Linked DNA regions of Homo sapiens: all the other regions are linked to region 3. Evidence: chromatin loops called from intact Hi-C (ENCODE). Cell type or tissue: mammary epithelial cell. All regions are shown on one strand. Links, peaks and the distances in the headings refer to the core of each region. The heading gives the core; the rest is flanking DNA.

Region 1 (4,314 bases), core at 913-3,412, 250 kb after region 3:
ATTTTCAAGAAGATTCTTCCCATCGTAAAAATTATGCAGAGAGATGCAGTAATGCAAGGTCTGGAAAATATCTATTAAGTTTCAAAGTTAGCAGGTTATTATTACTTAACCAGAATAGTAAGGAGAGTGGCCAGAGTATAGAGAGGAAAGTGAGAAGAGAGTGTATATGGTCAGGGATGGTGGCATTTTGGGTGTTGTATTAGTTACCTATTGCTGCATATCAAATTACTTTAAAACTTAGTAGCTTAAGCCGGGCCCAGTGGCTCACACCTGTAAATCCCAGTACTTTGGGAGGCCGAGGCAGATAGATGACTTGAGGGCAGGAGTTCAAGACCAGCCTGGCCAACATAGCAAAACCACATCTCTATTAAAAATACAAAAAATTTAGCTGTGTGTGGTGACAAGTGCCTGTAATCCCAGCTCACTGGGAGGCTGAGGCATGAGAATCACTTGAACCCAGGAGGTGGAGGTTGCAGTGAGCCGAGACTGTGCCACTGCACTCTAGCCTGGAGCAAGACCCTGTCTCAAAAACAAACAAAACAAAACAACATAGTAGCTTAAAACAAAAATAAACATTAACTCAGATTCAGTGCGTCAGGAATTCAGGAGAAGCAGATCTGGGCAGTTTAGACCTGGGGTCTCTTATGATGTTACTTGGGGCTGTGGCCATCTGAAGGCTTGAATGGGGCTAGAGGACCTCATGTGGTTGGCAAACTGCTGGCCATTGGCAGGAAGCCTCAGTTCTTCCCCATGAGGACCTCTCCATAGGGCTGCTTGAGTGTCCTCACAATATGGCAGCTGGTTTCCTCCACAGTGAATGATCCAAGAGAGAATGGCAGAAGAAGCTGCAAGTGTCTTTAATGGCCTAGTCTTAGAAGAAATGCACCATTACTTCTACATATCTTGTCATTCACACAGACTAGCCATGATTCAGTGTGATGGGGATGATACAAGGGCATAGATATCAGGAGGAAAAGATCATAGGGGGCCATCTTGGAGGCTGGCTACCACAGATGGAGGCAAGGGCTGGTAGGATTGACTGGCCTCAGGGTTGCAAACAGAACTCTGATATTAATCTGCTTCATTGAATCACTGGTATATTTCGGTTCCCCAGTAGAGGTGTTATTCAAGCTCCCAGTGCTGGGACATCTTTCTGTAGACTTTGAGGTTGGTGCAGGAAGAAGACTAGCAGTGTGGATAATTTTTTCTGTGAGAACCATAAGCCAACATAGGCTGAGCCTAATGTGTGGCCTCATTATTGAGGCTATTTCAAATACAGACTCCCTCTCTTGGAAGGTACACAATGATTGGGCCTGGAAATTGTGCAGTCAGATGGAAGTAGCATCATGATCAGAATGTAAGAAGCACATTTTCTCTGAATCAGGATAAACCTCACTGATCAGGGCTTACCTCTTTCTACCTCTGAGATTCTTTTTTTTTTTTTTTTTTTTTTTGAGACAGAGTCTTGCTCTGTTGCCCAAGTGCAGTGGTATAATATTGGCTCACTGCAACCTCCGCCTCCTGGGTTCAAGCGATTTTCCTGCCTCAGCCCCCTGAGTAGCTGGGATTACAGGTGTGCACCACCATGCCTGGCTAATTTTTGTATTTTTAGTAGAGAGACGGTTTTGCCATGTTGCCCAGGCTGGTCTGGAACTCCTGACCTCAGGTGATCCACCTGCCTCAGCCTCCCAAAGTGATGGGATTACAGGCATGATCCACCTCACCCGGCCTTCAGTTTCCTTTTTTTCTAATAGTAAGATACAAATTTGGGGGAAATGTTTTTACTTTCTCAGTTTTGTGTATCATAAATCTATAAGGGCTTATAATAATGGACATAACACCTATCATCATGGTTAGAGTTTGGAATCAAATTTGTGGAAACGGCTGGGCGTAGTGGCTCATGCCTGTAATCCCAGCACTTTGGGAAGCTGAGGCGGGTGGATCACCTGAGGCCAGGAGTTCGAGGCCAGCCTGGCCAACATAGTGAAACCCCATCTCTACTAAAAATACAAAAATTAGCGGGGCATGGTCGTGGGCGCCTGTAATCCCAGCCACTCGGGAGGCTGAGGCAGGAGAATCGCTTGAACCCAGGAGGTGGAGGTTGCAGTGAGCCGAGGCTGTGCCACTGCACTCCAGCCTGGGCAACAGAGTGAGACTCTGTCTCAAAAAAAAAAAAAAAAAAAAAATTCTGGAAACTAGAATTTTCTACTTAATCACCTGTGGGACGTTCTCTGCTGCTGCCATCTTGTGGCCACTTGGAGTAATAACATTCACAGTGTGCCTTTGGTCAGTCCAGTGACTCACCAGATGATGTAGGAAGGTCCTCTGGATTCTGTGTAAATATTTCCGATGACAGGTTTCCAATTATTCTACAAGACAGGCTATACCTATGGTGTAAAGCTTTGCTTATTAGAAAGTTCTTTCTGAAACTGAGTCAAATTCTGCTTTTATTCCATTTCTATACAATTCTTTTTCTACTTTCTAATTTTTTTTGGGGGGGGGTGGGGACAGGATCTTGGTCTGTTGCCTAGGCTGGAGTGCAATGGCGTGATCATAGTTCACTGCAGCTTCAAACTCCTGGGCTAGCTCCTAGCTAGCCTCTCAAGTAGTTAGGACCATGGGTGTGTGCCACCACGCCTGGCTAATTTATTATTATTATTATTATTTTTGAGACAGAGTCTCACTCTGTCACCCAGGCTAGAGTACAGTGGCACAATATTGGCTCACTGCAACCTCCAGCTCCCAGGTTCAAGTGATTCTCCTGTCTCAGCTTCCCAAGCAGCTGCGATTACAAGCGTGCACCAACACGCTGGCTAATTTTCGTATTTTTAGTAGAGATGAGGTTTCGCCATGTTGCCCAGGCTATTCTTGAACTCCTGACCTTAAGTAATCCATCTGCCTCAGTCTTCCAAAGTGCTGGGATTGCAGATGTAAGCCACCATACCTGTCCTGCCTGGCTGATTTTTAAAATTATTTTTTGTAGAGAGAGGGTCTAGCTATGTTGCCCAAACTGGTCTTAAACTCCTGGGCTCAAGCAATCCTCCTGCCTTGGTCTCCCAAAGTGTTGGGATTACTGGTGTGAGCCACTGCACCCAGCCCTCTAATTCTAAAAAAAAAAAAAAAATTGAAGGCAGCTGCTTATCATATTTCCCTAAATCTTTTTTCCTAAATATTTTAGCTTCTTTATCTCTCCCTGAATGATTCCCAGAGCCTTCATTCATCATCCAGGATCTGAGACAGGGATGCTGGTGCAAGTGATTTACTGGGGAGTGGCCACAGGGGAAACCTGTAGGGAAGCCAGGGAAACAGGATGGGCAAGAGGGCGGAGCTAAGCAAGGATGCAGTTTAGCCAGAGACCAGCCCAGCCTGATGCCACGGGGAGCTCTGGATCCTGAGTGGTGCTACAGAGTGAGTCTCACCTTGAGGCAAGGGGTTCAGTCTTGTATACTGTGACACTCAGTCATTGGCTCTGGGGGTGAGGGGTGTTCGAGGAAACCTTCCTGAGTGAAGTGGTTCCCATTTGGGCAAGGGCAGTTCTCAGGAGGGTTAGCAGCTGACGCTCAACAGCATGTGGGAAATGGGTGACCAGGAAAGAGGATCTGTATACCTTCTGCTCATATCTCATCTCAGTCATTATAGTCAGACCAGGACCCAAATATCCCAGGTGTAGTCTGAAGTGTAGTATTCAAGGAATCCAGGCCGAGCACAGTGGCTCATGCTTATAATCCCAGCACTTTGGGAGGCCGAGGCAGGCAGATCCCTTGAGCCTGGGAAGTCAAGGCTGCAGTGAGCCAAGATCGGGCCACTGCACTCCAGCCTGGGTAACAGAGTGAGACCCTGTCTGGAAAAAAAAACAAAAAAGAGTTCAAGAGATTCATTATATCCCATTCTCCTTAGTCCTGTATTAACAGTCCAGGCTTACATTTGGGTTGTCTGATCGAAACCCCAAGATATTTTTCACATAAAATTGCTCCCAGGCCAAGTGTCTTCCATCAATGCCTATGGCATGGTGATACCAAAAGCAAAAGCAGGTAAAATTGTATTCCTTTAAATTTTCCTCTTGTCAGTTTGGACTCACATTCTAGCTAACTGAGCCCTCATTGAATCTGGATTCTATCATCTAATCCAGGACTCTACGCTCTGTCTTCTGCAGACTTGATCCGTGTGTCTCTTTGGTAACTTTCAACTCCCTTGTCTGTTCATTACCTTTGGGCTGGTCATCTCTGTTTGTTTGTTTGTTTGTTTGTTTGTTTTTTAAGATGGAGCCTCGTTCTCTTGCCTAGGCTGGAGTGCAGTGACACAATCTCAGCTCAC
Region 2 (4,314 bases), core at 913-3,412, 89 kb before region 3:
TCCCTGGACTTTCCCCTCCCATCTTCATCCTAAAATACCTATGAAGACAAACAAAAAAGGATGAAAACTCACAGTACAAAAAAAAAAATAGGACCTTTGGTAAAAGAGAAACTTCCTTCACTATCAAGCTGATGGAAACTTGCTGCTTGTCTGCCTGATAGAATCTTTGCAAAAACATCATTCTTCCCCCAGGAAAGTAAGTTTAGTAAAAAACTCACATGAAAATGAACAGAAACATACTAAGCTCAACAAAAGACACAATTAGATGCAGCTGCATAATAAATACATGATTACATGGTTCAGACTTGTTAAGAAGGCAGTTATAGATGAGCGAAAGATTCAAACATCAGGAAAGAAATCAGAGAATGATACAGATGGAAAGTTGCTAAATACTGACAAATGGTATCCCTTGGCAGGAGGGCTGTGGGTGACTTGTTTACTTCACTGATCTTTTCTGATTTTGTTTCTAAATTTCCTATAAGCTTAAAGAGTCAAAAGAAACATCAGGAAACAAAGTTGCTTATGCATTATAATCAAGAGTTTTTTAAAAGATGACTACGTAAGTACTGAACAACAAAAGACTGAATAAAAATGTGCTAACATGCAATTACAATAAATTTGCTTTTATATAAAACTATACTTTTACAAATTTTCAACAATGATCACATTTAGCAAATATAGCAGGTCCTCAAATAACATTCCTTTCAACAGAATTTCATTATAACATCGATGAGAAAACAAATTTGGTCCCCACCGGGGACACTGTGTGGAGTTTGCACGTTCTTCCCATCTTTGCATGGATTTTCTCTAAGTACTCAGGTTTCCTCCCACACCCCAAAGATGTGTACGATAGGTGAACTCACATGTCTCAGTTGTCCCAGTCTGAGTGAGTGCGGATGTGTGTGAGTGAGCCCTGCAATTGAATGGAATCCTGTGGAGGGCTGGCTCCCACTTGGCTCCCTAAGCTGCCGGAATAAACTGGCCACCTTCAACACTGAACTGGAATAACTCGGTAAATAATTATCTTACTTGTTTTTATTAACCTTTCTTAAATGTATATATAGCTCACATTTATTTCCATGTTTAATATTAGATCTTTATTTAGAAGTCTGGTGATGTTTTTGTGACCAAAACTATGCCTTAGGAACTTAACTCTTGTTTGTTATCAATTAACCTACCGTAAAACTGGTTTTGTTATACATCATTTTGCTTAAAGTCAGTTTCCAAGAACCTGTTAATAATGTTAAGTGATGACTTACTGTGTATATACACAGATTTGAAATTAAAAATTAAAAAGCTCTTCTGAAGTTGCAACCATAGTCAGAAGTAATAGAAAATAGAAATAAATTATTTCAAAAGGAGATTTCATTTTTGTCCAAAATCTTTTTATAAGGTTTAAAAAGCAAAAGTGTTAGGTTTTATTACATACATTTTTATCAATTTAAATTTACATTCTCATCACATTTTATAAAAGAAAATATAAATATATAACTAAAAATGCATGGAATAAGACTAAATGACCAAATCACAAACACATTAATTTTTTTCTGGCAGGTACAATTACAGATAATTAATAGTTTCTTTTCTACATTTCATAAATTTTCTAAGTATATAAAAAGATTGGTTTTATAAAAAGGAAGAAGTATGACAGACATCCTTTAAGTCAATACCCTATGCCTGCATATACTGAAAACAGGCACTGTCCTGGTGCTGAGCACAGCAGAAAGCAGCTGGCTCCCCACTGGAGGACCAGAAAGATAAGGATTCAGAGGCCTGATGTAAGCTGACTCGAAAAGGCCAAGAACTAGTAAATCAGAGAGAAGATCACAAACAACTGTGAGAAAAACAAAGGCTCCAATCTTGCGCTTCTTGGTCCCAAGGAAAGAGCTGAGCAGCAACATCAGGTAGAGAAAGTGGACATGCTGCCATCTGGTGGTGGCTATGAAAACTGGATAAAGACCATTCTGTAATCTTGACTATTTAGGACTAAAGCCTTGCTCCTCAAAGTGGTCCCTGGCTTGCCCTGGCAGCTAGTGAGAAATACAGAATCTCAGGTCCTGCCCTGAACCTGCTGAATCAAAACATGCATTTTAGCAGGCTCCCAAATAATTCATGTACATGTTAAGATGGAGAAACACTGGTTTAGAGAACAGCAGAAATCTTTAGCAAGACCCTTTATTTCTCACCTAGATGCCAAAAGCAGCCCCATCCTAAGAGATAAGGACCACTGTTATCAGCAAAATGGGGTACAGCAAACTTGAGGAAGAGTCAAGGGAGAAAGTATCTTTCATCATGGTCTGTAAATTGGAATGTTCATTCATCTGGATGTAAAACAACTCAAATCCTAATGTTATTGTGCTCAGGACCATAGATGCAAAAAACAAATGTTAGGCACAGATACAGCTCCCTAGCGGCAGCTCTTCCTAAAGACAATGCTTCCATCTGTCCCTTTAATGGATTAGGATGGGGAAGGATTAAGGTCCATAAAAACAAAGTAGATCCTCCTTCATTCCCATGGCCCTGGGCCTCCTCCTTTGATTCTCCCAGTCTCTTCAACTACTTTCTGGATAGAAACACCTTCTGGGAGCTAAAGTCTAAAGCTACATTATCCCATACATGGCCACTAACTTACATAAAATTACAGTTAATTAAATAAAATGAAATTTCTGGTTCTTCAGATGCATGAGCCACACACATTTCAACTGCTCAACAGTCACATGTGACGAGTGGCTATCATATCAGACAGAATAGGTGTAGGACATTTCCATCATCTAGGAAAATTATACTTCATGGACCTAGTCTAGAAAGATCCCCCAGCCCCACCTTAGGTTTTAAACTTTGTGCCATCAGTAAAATCTTAGAAACAAAATGTATGCATGTAACTCTATACAACTCTCTGGATGTATAAAGGAACAGTGATATTCAATATATAATTTCATTCAAAGATCATCACCTATAGAGTTCACATAGGCTTTATTTAGGCTTTTCCACAAGTTCTACTGCTGCGCCAGGAGTGGTGGCTCACGCCTATAATCACAGCACTTTAGGAGGCTGAAGGGAGTGGATCACCTGAGGTCAGGATTTGAAGACCAGTCTGACCAACAGAGTGAAACCCCATCTCTACAAAAAATACAAAATTAGCCGGGCATGGTGATGCATGCCTGTAATCCCAGCTACGTGGGAGGCTGAGGCAGGAGAATCGCTTGGACCCGGGAGATGGAGGTTGCAGTGAGCAGAGATTCTGCCATTGCACTCCAGCCTCGGCAACAAGGGCAAAACTCTGTTTCAAAAAAAAAAAAAAGAGAGAGAGAGAGAGAGAGTTCCACTGCCTAGAATACTTTGGGAAATATACAACTCCACCTTGCCAGCCCTTCCTGATTAACTTCTCCTCTTTACAGATTTTTTTTTACTAGTTCCTTTCACTCATGTTTCTCTATAGTCTTTCAATATTCCTCTAGCATGGCAAGAAAATCTTTGTGACCAGTGGCCTGGAAAACTTTACAGAAATCAAACGTCCAACAAGTTTACCATTGAGTACGGAAGGCTTTAGGCTTGACTGCATCCACTACCATCACAGGCTACCTGGTAAGCCAAATGGCAAGCTTGGAACGATGCACAGTCCTCTCATGCATGCTTTTCTGCCAAGCAAGTACAGGTGAATTCTAATGAGTGAAAAGGGGACACACTGAGATTCTACTGAGTCTCTTCTCTTGGTTCCAAACCCAGGTCACATTTAACTGGTGAAGGAAAGAGAAGAGAAGCGAGAGCAAGAACCTTGCCTCAGAAGACAAGGCATTTTTAGGATTAACAGATATTCAAGGATTGTATTATACAAGGAAACTAAAAAAAAAAAAAAAAAAAAAAAAACCTAAAACCTTAAAAACTAAACCAACATGAATGACTTAGGCCAAAGACTTTAACACTAAATAGAACATGCACAGTATTCTAAGAACTGAGATTAAAATTAATAAAATATAAAATTTGCAGGCTGAGTGCAGTGGCTCACATCTGTAATCCCAGCACTTTGGGAGGCGAAGGTGGGCGATCACCTGAGGTCAGCAGATCAAGACCAGCCTGGCCAACACGCTGAAACCCCGTCCCTACTAATAATACAAAAATTAGCTGGGTGTGGTGGTGCACGCCTGTAATCCCAGCTACTCAGGAGGCTGAGGCAGGAGAAACGCTTGAACCGGGGAGGCGGAGGTTGCAGTGAGCCAAGATCGTGCCACTGCACTCCAGCCTGGGTGACAAGAGTGAAACCCCGTCTCTTAAAAATATATATATCAAACAAGTCAGCCATTCTCTACCACTAAC
Region 3 (4,314 bases), core at 1,075-3,574:
TGCAAGCCAACCGTTGCCAGCTGTCGCCAGAAGCCAGGAGAGAGGTGTGGAATAGATTCTCCCTCAGAGCCCTCAGAAAGAATGAATCCTGACAACACCTTAATTTTGGACGTCTAGCCTCCAGAACTGTGAGAGAATAAGTATCTGTTGTTTGAAGCCACCCATTTGTGGTACTCTGTTACAGTAGGCCTAGCACACTAATGCAGACCCCATTACCCATAGTAACCCAAGTGCATCCCTGTTCCTGACAATATTTCAGCCCTTGCCCTCGAATTTATAAGGCTCTAGGACTCTGGCTCTCTTCTGACTATGCCCCTCCATAGGGGATGAGGAGTCTACCAGCCCAAGGGGATGTGCCCATCTAGAGTCCACACCTAGCTTCTAGAACACATTTGGGGTACCTAGACCCCAAAATTTCCTGCCAAAACAGCTCTGAGACTTGTTTAAGAGTCTGGTCAGGCCTGGTTCTTGTGTCTATCTTTCTGAGAGTGGGCCACGTAGCAGTGCACATACCCCCAGGTTCAACGATTGACCAAGGGCCAGCTATTTGCCAGCAACTAGGGAAGCTGTGGACAGAACTTGGATTTATGGCCTCGGGTGTCCACACACATGTGTACTTTATTCTATGGGACAGAGGTGAGGATATGAAGAGAAAGGGAGCAGGCTATGGGCTCTGGATCTCCATTTGAACTCTTGCCCCAGCTCCCAGGACAGTCAGGGGTGGACCTATCACTCTTACCCCCACAGGTCAGGATTAATGTCCAAGGAATAGGTCCTGGGCATCTTCATGCATCACTCTGTTCCTCCTGTAGGCCCCAGCCACAGGGACTACTGCCTGTTTCTCTTTTTGTGCTCTGACCCATCCCCCTCTGGGTGGCGCTCTACACAACCAACCTCAGCAGCTGGGTCAACTCCTGCTCCCCCTTCCTTCTTCCCCTTCATTATCACCTCCACAAAGGGGATCTGCACCAGATTTCTTAAGAATCCTGACTTATGGGGGGAGGGAGGAGGGAAAGCATTAGGAGATATACTTAATGTAAATGACAAGTTAATGGGTGCAGCACACCAACATGGCACTTGTATACATATGTAACAAACCTGCACATTGTGCACATGCACCCTACAACTTAAAGTATAATAAGAAAAAAAAAAGAATCCTGGCTTACTCCTGTAACTGGGGCCCCCAGATGTCTCAAAACAGAGGTCACATTCAGCTGTCTACAGAGGTCAGGCAAATATCACAACTAAATGTGTCTGGCCAGGTAGGTATAAGTGCCCGGGAGAGGTAAGGTCTACAGCAAACTGGGACAGCCAGACTCCTTCTAAAGTGGCTCCAGCTAATTGTTGCCATGGAGATGGTGGGCTTGATGTCAAAAAACTTTTGATTTTCTGATAGAAACTGGAAAACTTGATTTAATTATGTGAAAGTTCCTGTTCAACTAATTCAAAATTTCGACACAGTGTCTACCAAATAAAACTCAGCCACAGACAAGCCAGAGAGTTTGGCAAGTTTATTACCACAAATAAAACCAACTACCTCTATCAGATCTAGTTGGCAAGCTGAGGAAGCCTGAAGCTATCCTACACCTGGTTTGCCCTGAACTTACTGAACTCCAGTTTGAAGAACTAGTGGTATTTTCATGAATTGTTATTTTTGTGGCCTGATATGACATTCCCACCTCCTTCTATCTGGCAAACTCCAAAACTTGTGATGAGACCTTCATGACTCATCTTTATCATCACCTCCCATGTGTAAACCTGGACTTTCCCAGATAGACAGCCCAGCCTCCCCATTTTCACCACTCCCTGCTCAATACTCCTTATTCATGCCTCTATTACAGCCCTTATCACATCATTTTATAACTGTCTGTCATCTGTCACTAGAGGGTGAGCACCTCAAAGTCTAGGATTTTATCTTGTTCATTCTGTGTTCCCAGCTCCCTGGCACTTTACTGACACAATGCTTGTGGAATGAATGAATAAACAGCACAGATCAGTAATTAAACCAATGTCAGGAAGCTACTAGATATAATTACAAATTAGTATTCATGACAATAAGTTTATCATCATAAGAGCTTAGGAGTGGAGGAAAACAATTTTCAGCAGGATGGCTAAGGAATTTGCATTTGAACTGGGAAACTAATTCTCATAGGTAAGGGGAGGAAAAAGGAAGAACAGTCTGGAAATGAAACTAAAGTCCCAAAGGTCAGAAAGCCTGCGGTGGTCTCTGACAGCGAGAACGGTAGGGGTGGCAAGTAAGACAACAAATGAAATAAAATAATTATAATAAAGTATTCTTAAAGGGGAACTGTGAGGAGACAGTTGTGTAGGGACAACTGAGGTGGTGGGATAAGAATAAGAAAGTGCTTCGAGGACTCTGCTGACAGCCATCTTGAACCACTGCCACACTTGTAAAGGTGTTTGTTTCCTATGGTGATATCACTGTTGCTTCTTTTCCCTAGCTTCAGTCCTGCAGAGACTTTACACTAGGAGCTGCTCCTTCCATTTAGGTATGCCGCCACCGTGCGGTGGGAGTGTGCAGCTACATGACTTACTGGCAGGCTCACATTTTACCTTAACATAAGTGGATGGAAATTGTTCTCAAGCTCAGCACGTTTACAGATCCAACTTTAATGACATCTAAATATCATACAGAGATTTATCTTTACATTAGCTGGGGTCAAGCAAAGAAGACCATACGCAACTCAGTTCACAATCAACCAGGCCCTCCCTCCTTCATGTGTATTCCTTCTGTGTTTTCCTCCTCTTTAGGAACAGAGGTTTATTCAACTTTGCTTCCTCCATAGGGCCTTACATACTGCAGGTGCTTTAAAAAAATCTCTGCTTAGTGGACTTATATAAAGATGATATAGCACGTTTGTTTTTTAAAGTTCCAAAAACATTTTATCACTTTTTCAGAAAAGTGAGAGTAGAAATTTTTCACCCATAATTCCACCGCCCTAAAACAGTGACTATTAATGATTAGCAAACAATTCAAAATAACTATCCTGGCCAGGTGCGATGGCTCACGCCTGTAATCCCAACACTTTGGGAGACCAAGGCGGGCGGATCACTTGAGGTCAGGAGTTCGAGACCAGCCTGGCCAACATGGCCAAACCTCGTCTCTACTAAAAATATAAAAATAGCCAGCAGTGGTGGTGCATGCCTATAATCCCAGCTACTCAGAAGGCAGAAGAATCACTTGAACCCAGGCAGCGGAGGTTGCAGTGAGCCAAGATTGCACTACTGCACTCCAGCCTGGGCGACAGAGCAAAACTCTGTTTTTTTGTTTTTTTGTTTTTTTTTTTTGAAAAAACAAAACAAAAGATCTGGCTTTGTTTTTACTCTCCATGGACCATTAGCCATAAGGAATTGTTGGACACTATCTGATATGGAAAGAGATGTATTTCAGGTTAAGTGAAGGAAATTTAAAGCAGGTTAAAATGCTTTTGGTTTTAAGTAAAAGAGAACTTGACTCAAATTAGCTTAAATGGAGATGTACTGGCTCATGTAATGAAAAGTGTGGGATTCAGACACAGTGTTTCCAGAGCTTCACTCAGGAAGATTCGGCCTTCATGGTGGCAATATGCCAGCTAGAAAAGAGGTATGTGCCGAGTAAAGCCCTTCTCTTTATGGCATTTGGCTCCCTCCCCATCTCCTTGCCAATTAAACCCATTCAACTAGCTTAATGTGTGCAGAGCCAGCTCATTCAGCCTCCCTGTCTCTTCATTGTTAGATATGATTAGTCAACCAAGGGACTCCACATATTTGAGGAAAAACTATTCATGAAAGACAAAGATAAATAAACATAAAAAATATGTCCCCAGAAGTAATAGAGATGGTCTTGGAAACAGAAAAAAATTACAAAAATTAGCCAGGCTTGGTGGCGGGCACCTGCAATCCCAGCTACTCTGGAGGCTGAGGCAGGAGAATCGCTTGAAACCGGAAGGAGGAGGTTGCACTAGTCGAGCTCATGCCACTGCACTCCAGCCTGGGCGAAAGAGTGAAACTCCGTCTCAAAAAAAAAAAAAAAAAGAAAAAAAAAACCCATACTTTCAAACACAGAACCACTGGTCCACAGAACCACTGGTCACGGTGGCTTACATCTATAATCCAAGCACTTTGGGAGGCCTAAGCAGGTGAAACACTTGAGGTCAGGAGTTCAACACTAGCCTGGGCAACATGACGAAACCCTGTCTCTACAAAAAATACAAAAATTCACTGGCATGGTGGCGTGTGCCTGTAGTTCCAGCTACTCAGAAGCCTGAGGTGAGAGGAGAGCTTGAGCCCAGGAAGTCGAGGCTGCAGTGGGCT

The links. Peaks named below come from ENCODE experiments on the same cell type or tissue, not always from the same donor. Only the 100,000 strongest peaks of a DNase experiment are listed, where the experiment ranks them.
Region 1: it touches region 3 in a loop (15-fold over the local background); 4 of 110 quality-filtered maps call a loop at or near these places.
Region 2: it touches region 3 in a loop (15-fold over the local background); 21 of 110 quality-filtered maps call a loop at or near these places.

What each region holds. Positions count from the first base shown.
Region 1 is chr3:37,210,938-37,215,251 of GRCh38, forward strand. No RefSeq gene overlaps it. Among named protein-coding and RNA genes, the nearest start is that of GOLGA4, 30 kb to the right of the region's middle. In mammary epithelial cell, for the core only: a CTCF peak has its summit at 2,251 (motif pointing left); a DNase peak (open chromatin) is centred at 2,274.
Region 2 is chr3:36,867,121-36,871,434 of GRCh38, forward strand. All of the region lies in intron 9 of TRANK1 (tetratricopeptide repeat and ankyrin repeat containing 1), which reads right to left. Among named protein-coding and RNA genes, the nearest start is that of LINC02033, 47 kb to the left of the region's middle. RefSeq lists an enhancer at 1,982-2,041. In mammary epithelial cell, for the core only: a CTCF peak has its summit at 1,913 (motif pointing left); no DNase peak of the experiment used is centred there.
Region 3 is chr3:36,956,375-36,960,688 of GRCh38, forward strand. No RefSeq gene overlaps it. Among named protein-coding and RNA genes, the nearest start is that of TRANK1, 13 kb to the left of the region's middle. In mammary epithelial cell, for the core only: a CTCF peak has its summit at 2,516; DNase peaks (open chromatin) are centred at 1,687 and 2,497; H3K4me3 peaks cover 515 bases; H3K27ac peaks cover 1,483 bases.